Regions from separate parts of the Homo sapiens genome. Here region 2 is linked to region 1. Evidence: chromatin loops called from intact Hi-C (ENCODE). Cell type or tissue: HepG2. All regions are shown on one strand. Links, peaks and the distances in the headings refer to the core of each region. The heading gives the core; the rest is flanking DNA. Region 1 overlaps FRAS1 (Fraser extracellular matrix complex subunit 1). Region 2 overlaps FRAS1 (Fraser extracellular matrix complex subunit 1).

Region 1 (5,388 bases), core at 305-5,304:
ACTTATTTCTGGGACCTAAAAATCAAATCAAAACAATTGAACTCATGGAGATAGAAAGTAGAAGGATGTTTACCAGAGGCTGGGAAGGGTAGTGGGGTGGGAGGGAGGTAGGGAAGGTTAATGAGTACAAAAAGTTAGAATGAATGAATAAGGCCTGGTATTTGTTAGCACAATAGAGTCACTATGGTTTATAATAATTTAATTGTGCATCTTAAAATAACTAAAAAAAAAAATTAGATTGTGTGTAATATAAAGGATAAATGTTTGAGGGAACAGATACCCCATTTTCCATGCTGTGATTATTACACATTGCCTGCCTGTATCAAAACATCTCATGTACCCCATAAATATATATACCTACTATATACCCACAAAATGTTTTTAATGTGTATTTTCCTAAAAAATATGCCTGTGCAAGATAAGCAACGTAAACAAAATGACGAGGCCAACCTAGGGCTAAAGGTCTGAAGACACATATGTTTCTGTTGTCATCACTGATCAAGTGAGTCACTTAATTTTGCTCTTTCTTTTAAAGCACAAAGGAATCACGGGCTTTGAAAGGATCTTTTGGGTCATCACCTAATCCAAACATTTTACTTGACTGTGAATCCTCAGTATATACCTATGGTTTTAAGAAAGGTGAGGGAGCTGAGATGGACTAGGTTTTTTTTTTTTGTTTTTTTTTTTGAGATGGACTCTCGCACTGTCGCCCAGGCTGGTGTGCAGTGGCCTGATCTCGGCTCACTGCAAGCTCCACCTCCCGGGTCATGCCATTCTCCTGCCTCAGCCTCCCGAGTAGCTGGGACTTCAGGCGCCCACCACCATGCCTGGCTAATTTTTTTGTATTTTTGTAGAGGTGGGGTTTCGAGACGGGCTATTAACAGTAGTATACAAAAACATGAAATGGGTCAGAGAAGGCCAACTCTGCTTCCTCCCACTGTTTTGAGCCTTATCGGGATTTGTGTTCATCTGACACTTCTTCTGCATCTCTTTAAATGTGCCTCAGGACCTCCTCTTGGTGCAGATTTTGGCCGTAGAGGTTTTTTTTCTTCATCTGCTGTCCATTTACTCAAGTTTATTTTCCTGTCACTTGTCTCTTCCTCTCATGTCAATGAGATATCACTGTGGCTTCTAAGTACTGGGCCTGTAATCACATCATTTTTACTTGTAGGATTAGTTTTGGTTTCTGGAAAGTCATTGATCCATTATCTGGCAATGAGAGAAGAAAAGTGGAAAGCCTGAGAAACTCAAAAGAAAATTGCTGTTCTCTTTTCTTTCTCCTGCCTGAATCACTCCTTTCATGATAGATAACCCAAAAAGTGTTTCTGTGAGATGTTTTCTGTGCTGTGGTTTTACCTATGGATTTAAAGCTTCCAGTAACCTGGATCTGTGTGTAATTTATCAATTATAATATCATATTGGTAAATAATAATTTTAATATCCTAGGTATGGTATTAGGTACTATATATGCATTATCTCATTTAATTTTCAAAACAGCCTGATGCAGTAGGTGCTGTTATTTATCCCTACTTTACAAACAAAAAGTCTGAGGTTTGAAAGTTAAACTACTTACTGGCAGCCATCTATCCTTAAGTGATGTGGGTGAGATTTGAACCCTCATGCCTGACTAAGCTCAGAAGTCTAACAATAATGTTCTTATTTTATTTTATTTTATTATTTTTTTAAAATCCGAATCCTGACAGTCTCAAAGGACAATTGCATGCTGGTAGGGTTTAATTGTAGGAAATTGTTATATCATCAGCAATGTCATGGGGCTGACTGTGTATTTGAGATATACAGTAACAAACCATATTACAAAAGAGAGATAAGCCAAAAACTTCCCCCTGCACTTGCAAATTAAAAAGAAATTTTGATTGACCTTGCTGATGCCTTTCTGAAGTAGTATTTATTTCTAAAACTCTTGCCGTCATAGTCAGTCTTCCTCTTTCCTTCTTGCATCTTTTCTTTTTCTCCTTTTAATTTTCTCTTTTTCCTGCCTCTGTGTTCCTTCTCCTTTCAGAAAATCTCCCAGTATATCCTCCTAGTAGGAGTTTCAGGTGCATGCATGAATTATTTATTGCTACTGGCCTGTGTTTCTGCAGTGGATTTGTGGAGAACTTTCTCATAGGGACATCATTTGAAATTATTAATGACAGTTACAAACTGATCTGCAGAGAAAGCATGGAAATACTTGGGCTGTTTCTTGCAAAATTCAGGATATTTATGTAAGCATAAGAGGGATGGAGGAAAGGCATTTCAGGAGACACTCACATTCCTAAATGGGTTCACTCATGTCAGGAGTCTAGGTCATGTGCAATAATTTCATCATGAGTGCTAGAAGAGTTTTTTATTTGGAGTATGCTAAGGATAGAAGTTTCCATTTTGTTTTTCTCCATATTGTCCATTCCAACAAGATAATATCTCAAGTACAGCACTACTGCACATGGTTGGGCAGATTGTACACTGTACAACTCTAGGGGGTGTCATTTACATTTCCACACAACTGTATGTGGAAGTCCGGACTGAGGGTATACCGTCAATTCTCATTATTTGCAATAGTCATGTTCTATAAAGTTGCCACGAACACTGAATTAACAAATACCGAACTGTTGCTCCTAAGGGAAATATAAGTTTAGGATCCTCCTGTGAGCCTCTGATCTCAACATTTCCATCAGCTGATCGATACCTAACTGTGTTTTATGTGTGCTTTTGCTTTAAGACACCTTACTTAATATATATTGTTGATTCACACCTTTGAACTCATGGCTAACAGCACTATAACTCATGGCTGAGTGAAGCATATCTAACACATGTGTTTTTTCTGTAAGACATATCACAGCTTTGCACTTAGGAACAGTAGACAGCACTGCAGCACTGTGTGCATGGGTCATTTTAAGAGTGAAGTCACACAAAAAGCACAACATTGTGAAAAACAGGACACTAAATAGACTGTGAAAAGGACACTTGTCTACAGTATGGGAGCTGAAACAGGAGAACAGAGTGTTGCCTTGTTTGACCTCTGCTGGGAATGTGTGCATTTGGGTGACTCAACGATTTTGCTGCTCTGTGCATGTCCATCAATGACCGTGAAAGCATTATAAATATTAATTTGGGGCTTACAAATAAATTGTGGCCACTAGGAGAATTCTCAATTACGGAATCCATGCATAATGAGGATCAACTGTATACTTTTTAAACTAATAACTTGGGGCATGCAAGGGGAGGTATTGGGCTGAGACTGATAATAAGGAAAATAGGATTATAACACTTTAGAGTTGGAAGCAACTTTAGACAGCACGCAGTCTAATCTCTCCAGTTCTTGAATGAGGAAGAGGCTCAAAGAGATTATGGGACATGTCGAAGGCCACACAGTTAATGAATGACAGAGCAGATGTTTGAGCCAGAGTTCAGGAGAACCCAAGTCTTGGACATACCACCCTGATGTCTTGCTCTTTTGTGTGCCATTGGGAGAGTTCCCACAGGACTTCTTAGAGCTGCTGTGCTGACACTGAAGCACAGTGGAGATGATGACACTAAATAGCTCTTCCAGTGTGAGCTTCCCCACCCTATCAGTTTAATTCCTCATGCCAGAAGTACTTTTGGCATACCTACTGTGCGCCAGCACCGTGCTCGGTTTTGGGATACAGGGGTGAATGAGACTTCATGAGAAGTCTTCACAGTGGAGTGGGCACCAGCACACACAGGGCCTGAGGCCACTGGCACTGCACCATCTGAAACAAATCCCTCCTCAGCAAGAAAAGCTCTGGAAAGGAAATAGATTTAATGCTACATCTCAAAATCCTGACCTAAGAATCACCCACCTGGGTGTGTTTTTTACTGAACCTAAACAGGGCTGGGCAATACTTACATGGCTTTCATAGTCCTTTGATTCAGTTTTTTCCTTCAGGTAAGGAAAAGATGCAAACCTTATAAGAGTCTAATGCCAGCTCCTACATGATCATAGTCAATTGTCCAGAGGCTCTTTATAGACTCTGTTGGTTCCAGGGAATTATTTGAATAATTCTTGTTAAATGTTAAGTAAAGTAACTTCTTTAATCATATATGTATATTTCTGTGTTGGTGTGTGTATATAAATATGTATACATATATATTTTTTCTCTTAGGCATAATGAAGGAAAGAGAATGATTGTATCACTTTTCTGTTGAAGATTATAGATTTTTTATTTTTTAAAAAATGCCATCTTAATTATGTTAATAATATCATAGATTATTCATTTATGAATGATAATAGTGCTGTCTCTCAGAAATGGATGTGATTGACAAGGGAAGGTTCAAGTACTGTCTGGGGAGGCTGGATTGAGCCCCAAAGGGGCCCCACATCTGGTAAGTCATCTTGGCATTGTTGGGTGTCTCTTCACTTACTCTGTGAAGGAGAGATGAATTTGAGCATCTGAATTTGGGTGTGTGTGTGTGGCAATGTGAGTCATGGTTAATAGTACGTGCTTTGGAGTTAGGATGCACTGGGTTCTAAGCCTGTCTCTGTGTCACCTTGGACACATTACTAAGGCTCTCTATGCTTCTGAATTCTTATCTGTTAAATGGGGATGTTAACATGGAGCTTGCCAGATTGCTTTAAGAGTTAATATAGGCAATAGTATGAAATGCTTAGTGCAGTGCCTGGCACATACAGAAGGCCGGATGAATGGTATTTATTGGTAGTAGCAAGTGGGCAATAGGTTCATGTTATTAGTGGTCGGGTGCACCCAGTGTGCACTGGTTTAATCTGAGATGCGAGCTTCCAACTCTGGACTCCCCTACCAGGAGCTTGTCTTTCTTCTGCAGGTGGTTTCAGGCCGAAGGGTGGGTCTGCCTCCAATCCCTTGCCTGCAGAAAGCTTCATATCCAGTGGCATTGGAGGCTCTGGTGCCAAATTGCCCATCACGTAATTTTTGCAGTTGCTCTCATTTTGAGTAGTGATAGTGATCATCTAGTAAACAGTACTTTAGTTCATAGTCCTATTTCACCCAAATGTGGAGCTTAGCTAAGAAAAGTAAGGAAGGCCATAGAAGCATTTAGGTCCAGGGTGAGAACTCAGTTGTTTCTGGAGGACTAGGCCTAATGCCAATATCTGGTGAGGATGTGGTCAGAAGATCAGGGAAAAGTAACCTAGGGATCAGCGATATTACTGATAAGCCTGGACTTTCATCCAGGATATGTGTAGAGAAATATATCTGGAGGGTTATGCAATTTCTCTTAACTATATATTATTGCTGCTTGTTTTCATAATAGCGACGGCTTTTCCAGCCTTGATAAGAAGATCACAACTATTATATAATAATTCCCTGCCACTTACCATTGTGTGTTCCTGGACAAGTGACTTAATCTCTCAGTCTCAGTTTCTGTGACTATAAATGATAGGTACTTCAG
Region 2 (5,388 bases), core at 128-5,127, 84 kb after region 1:
CCCTTCCCCTCCCCTCTCTTCCCCTCCCCTTCCCCTCCCCTCTCTTCCCCTCCCCTTCCCCTCCCCTCTCTTCCCCTCCCCTTCCCCTCCCCTCCCCCCTCCTCTCCTCTCTTCTCTTCCTCTCTCTCTCCCTTCTCTCTCTCTCTCACTCTCTCTCACACACACACACACACACACACACACACACACACAAGTTGTATTTATGTTAATATTTTACCAAATGAAGTATGATAATTCTGTCCATCCTGGTTTCTCCTCTCTTGGACTCTTAAGAAATCTGATTGATTTTGGAGAATACACACACAGAGAGAGGGGAACTATCTCAGAAGGGTCTATGCTTGAAATACAGCACACTAGGCTACCCTAAAGCTCTCTTTTTGTGCATAGAGGGTAGAAAGTTTGGGGTATATCTGGAAATATGCTCACATGTGCTGTGATTTGTTCAACCTATTCTGAATTGGAGAAGAGTAGACTATGCATTTCCCAAGTTCAATACAGTTCATTACGTGAGCATTGCATCACCAAGCCAGGAGTGGACAGTTGCAGACTGTGTGGACATGGATCATCAAGTGCATACTGTTTGTCGTATGATATCTGATTGAAACCTAGGTTCTGACCTAGCTCCTGGATCTTGTCTAATGGCAGATCTGAGAGAATTACTCTGTAGAATGTTTGGATCCACTGTCATTCTGGCCCTACTCTTGAGATTGCAGAGAGTTAGCCCCAGAATCAGTCAAACCAGTCTTCCCAGAGGTACTGAAACAAATGTTGATCCAGCACTGTTCCAAACCCAGAGCCACCCACTTGTCACCTGTGGGAGAGGACAAGAAACCAATTTGTTTGGGAGATTAGTGAGAAGGTGACACATGTAGTTTGCTTGCATCCAAATATTCTGAGTCTGCCTTCTCTGTGTGATTTTCCAAATATAAAATGTGATATTTCTTAGAAAATGATCATTAAAACAAATTCTTTATCCTTTCAATTCACAAAAGATGACCTTGAAGTTTACAAAAGACACATTTCTTTCTATTCTTATAGAGGGAACATGGTGTATTTTAGGGTTCATTTTCCCTAATAGAGGATTTCAGCTCCAGTATAATTCAGGAAATGCTTCTATGGTAATTACATTCTTTTGCTGGTTTTTTTCTTTCTCATCTTGGAGATAATTTTATTTTTTCATGCTATAAACCAAATGCTATTTAATGTTCTTATTAGGGAAGATCTATTAATATATCAGTGAATTGCAGCCCTACTTATACATCTATTATCAGACTGAATTACTTATTTGCTTAAGAATGAAGTTCTACCTCATTTAAGGCCATTTTTGTCTTTTAGCAAATGAATTCTATTTGAATTTTCATGAGTATGTTTTATTTCACACCAAAGACCTATTATTTTAGAAAATAAAAATATTAAAACTTTTTTAAGACAACAAAAAATGTATTATCTGCTTATAAACAGTGGAAGTAGAACCACAAATAATATATTTCCTAATTGCTTTTTCTTTTAGACATAGCAACAATTGATCATGTGTAATGTAGATATCAGCCAGTTTCTAGGACAGATAGTATATATTACTAAACAAAAGTGTATTTTAAAAAAGCTTTGAAAAGAGCCACCTGCCAGACCAGATTGATTAAGCATCTAAATAACATGTTGAATTTAAAATATATTTGTGTAAGATACCTGTTTCATCCTTGAGAAACAATAATAAACTTTGTTGAGAAGGTTGAGTTTTCTCCAGAGTTTACTTAAGATGTCAGGATAAGTAATTGCCTTGCTGCTACAAATTTGGAACTTAACATTTTGTTGGGCCTATTTTTGCTGCCACTCCATAGATAATATATTTCATGAAGGTTTTTTTCATTGGCAGAAGTTAGTTCCTTTTGTTTTCTCTGCAGAAAAAAACTTGTTTTGCTCTGTGATAGGCAGGTATCCAAGTACTAATACTTTTCTTTTCAGTCTAGAATCAGGTAATGAAGGCCCATCATTCTCACCGACAGAGGAGATGACAGTCTTGCTCATCCCATATCCTCTAGTACAGCTCAAGGACAGGAACAGGAGCTGGAATTTTATCAGCAGGCTCAAGAGTCAGAGGGCAGTAGTGATGTGGATTGGAGTAGATGATTAACTCTTTGAAGACTCCTCTCATTTTATCATCTCCAAATTGACCAGAATCTTTAACACTGTTCCCTCATTTATCCCTTTGAATGATACAGACACAATCTATTTTGTTGATTCACATTTTCTTCTGCTTTTTCTGATGCAGTAGATTAGACGTTCATGGACTATAGCTTGTGGGCCAAATTCAGTCTATGGCTGGTCAAATTCAGCCAAGAATGGATTTTACATTTTTAAATGGCTTAAAAAATCATAAAAGTATTTTGTGACACATGAAAATGATATGTCAGTTCCCCCAAGTAAAGGTTTATTGGAACATAGACCTGCTGATTTATTTACATACTGTCTGTGGCTTTTTCTCTACAACGTTGACAAAGTTGAGTTTACATAGTTGAGTAGTTACAAGAGACCAAATGGCCCACAATGTCGAGGTTGAGACAAGTCCAGGCAGTTCTAAAAAAATATGTTGTCTACTATGAGTATAGCTACAGTCTTGTTCTTACCTGTAGTGGCGATTTTTCTGTATTGTGGAAAAGGAACCAAATGGAGAAAATTTCTCATGTTCTGTATAATCTAATTTCATTAATAGAACAATCAAAGCAACAAAATATTACAGTCCATTCAGACAGTAAATCTTCTAATCTGAAGGTGTGAGACTAGAGCAGCCTTTGATTGTACCTACTCTCTCTCTAGCCATTTTATTTAGCAGCTCATCTCAAGAATACAGACATTTCTTATCAATGTTACTATGAAAATTTCAAGAATACTAGTAGCATTTTTTTCTTTTTCTTTCTTTTTAAAGAAATTAACACGTTTATTAAAAAATAATACAGGCTGGGCATGGTGGCTCACAACTGACTTTGGGAGGCTGAGGCGGGCAGATGGCTTGAGCTTAGGCATTTGAGACCAGTCTGGGTGACATGGCAAAACCCTGTCTCTACAAAAAATACAAAAATTAGCCAGATGTGGTGGTGTGCACCTGTAGTCTCAGCTACTTGGGAGGCTGAAGTGGGAGGATGGCTTGAGCCCAGGAGGCAGAGATTGCCGTGAGCTGAGATCACGCCACTGCACTCCAGCCTGGGCGACATAGCCAGACTCTCTCAAAATAATAATAATAATACATAACCAGTTATGTTTTTTAACTCAAGAAATGGTAATATAGAATTTATTATAAAGGCTAAATATATCAAATTTCTTTCATGTTCTCCATTAGTATTGTAAGATTTTTTTCCTCCTCTGTAAAACATCTTTACTTATTATAAATACTGTACGTACACAAAGCTAACTTGATGGTAAACAACTTCTGGGCTGATTAATTGATAGTTGAAGTAGAATTACCCGAGGGTTTTTTGGCATATGTATTAGAAACTTTAAAAAATTTGCATATGTTCTGTCTTTATTTATGCAGATCATCTAAGTAAGATGCCATTTTCCATGTTTATAAGATCTAACTGTTATCTCAGAAATAAACCAGTTGGTATGCCTTAGAAGGGACCCTCATTCTCCAAATACTGTTATTTTCTACAAATATACATGGATCCTTGCCAAGCTTCATTTCATTCTTTGCATTGTGTGGCTCACCGTCCTCCCATTTTTAGAAGGGGCTCTTATTAAACCACCTTGTGTGTGTTGAACAGTGTGATTCAGGGACATATTGTCCTACAAAGAGTTTTGCAGCAAACCCTGCTTTGCTAATGAATACTTCCTCTTTCCTACATTTGACATGAGGCTTTTGGACAAGGTCACAACACCCCTGTAAGTCCCATATTGTATGTCAGTCATGGGGCCAAAAATGAATAAAGACTGAAATAGTATATTTTGGATGAAGCCTAGGAAACAAATTATAGTGTTCACTCTGTCTTTAATGGAATCATTCCTCAACCGTACTGGAAGTCTCAGGTTTATCCTCAGTGTGACCAGATAGAACTTTCCCTGTTAACAGTGGGTGTCATTAGCCTCGTATAAGGTCTGGAAGAATACAGGTGAGCAGGGCAGAGCCGTGGAGCTCTGCCCCCCTGGAGCTCTGCCCTGGTTCAATCTGGACTATGTATTAATGGGCTCAAGGCACTGGTTGATTCTGCTCAGCTCTGGAAGAGTTACGGAGTTATCAAGCCAGAATTTGGGAGGACTCCTGTGGAATCTATTGGAACACCACAGTGGGATTCACTAGGATTCTGGCACTGGTCAGCAAGTTTTCATGGTCCAGTTATTCAAAGTTGCTTGCTGCCCCCCTCTCCCGTTGCTGTCCACTGTGTGGTCTCCTGCTTATTTCATGCGTGTGCATTTCATCTCACCGATGAGCCCATGAACTTCCCCAGAAACTCATTGTCTTCTATTTCCGTAACAGCTCCTAACCACTAGTCGGGCTTTGCACACAGCGACTTCTCCGTAAATGTTGACTGCAGGGCAGAAAGAAAGGCTAAAAGTTCTTAGGAGAATGTTTGCCTTTGCATGTATATGCTGGCGATGCTAATAAGTCCCAGCTAGACCTGGCAGTGAGTAAGTTCAGGGGTGGCAATTTAATTTTCTTGCTATTAGTAAAACAAACAGTAGGTGGGATGGGTGGTAAGCTTAAATATCTCTGACGCGCCATTTAAACCATCCATCCCACCTGTGGGTTGTCTGCAGCCTGCTCTTTTGTTGCGGTGGGTCTCCTAATTTGCTTTTCAGTCCCTTTCATCTTATCATTGTTCTCAAAGGCACAGCTCTGCAAACCACATAGAGGCCTTTCAACTTCCGCTGCATTTTGTTTTATTCAGCCAATTGACTAGTACTGTCAGCTAATTGGATTGGAAATGTAAAATGAAAGCTGTATTATTCAGCTGCCAAGCCTCCTCACTTGGCAGGGAGTGGGTGATGCTGGTAATTGTACCAGAAGTGTAATTGCTCTGGGTTCTGCCTCTGGATTTAACAATGAACCCTGGGAGGGTCTTCCTCTGAGACACTTGATACCTGCTTCTTTTCGGTGGCTTCCTGGCAAACAGTGAGGCTGGAAGCAAATCGAGTGAAGCATTTTTGTGTTGTTAGAGAATACAACCGGTGTGTATTTTGCTGACTGCGGGAGTGGATTGCTTGGTCTGAGTACTGAGTCAGTATGTCATTCCCATCAGAACTGTCAGTTAATTTCCTCTTGGTTTGGAATGGGGATGGGCTCCGCATCCCTGGCAGTTAATTTCCTCTTGGTTTGGAATGGGGATGGGATCCACATCCCTGGGGGTGAAGATGCTGAATTCACATGCCAGTTGTGGCCCATCATGCCAGGGTGTT

Evidence for each region. Peaks named below come from ENCODE experiments on the same cell type or tissue, not always from the same donor. Only the 100,000 strongest peaks of a DNase experiment are listed, where the experiment ranks them.
Region 2: a loop joins it to region 1, with 2.9 times the contacts of the local background. A loop is called at or near these places in 1 of 110 quality-filtered maps.

The regions. Positions count from the first base shown.
Region 1 is chr4:78,133,291-78,138,678 of GRCh38, forward strand. The region is part of intron 2 of FRAS1 (Fraser extracellular matrix complex subunit 1); the gene reads left to right. Among named protein-coding and RNA genes, the nearest start is that of FRAS1, 79 kb to the left of the region's middle. In HepG2, for the core only: no CTCF peak of the experiment used is centred there; DNase peaks (open chromatin) are centred at 2,981, 3,381 and 5,101; H3K4me3 peaks cover 811 bases.
Region 2 is chr4:78,217,943-78,223,330 of GRCh38, forward strand. The region is part of intron 2 of FRAS1 (Fraser extracellular matrix complex subunit 1); the gene reads left to right. Among named protein-coding and RNA genes, the nearest start is that of SNORD161, 68 kb to the right of the region's middle. RefSeq lists an enhancer at 4,438-5,322. In HepG2, for the core only: no CTCF peak of the experiment used is centred there; DNase peaks (open chromatin) are centred at 529, 2,069 and 2,519.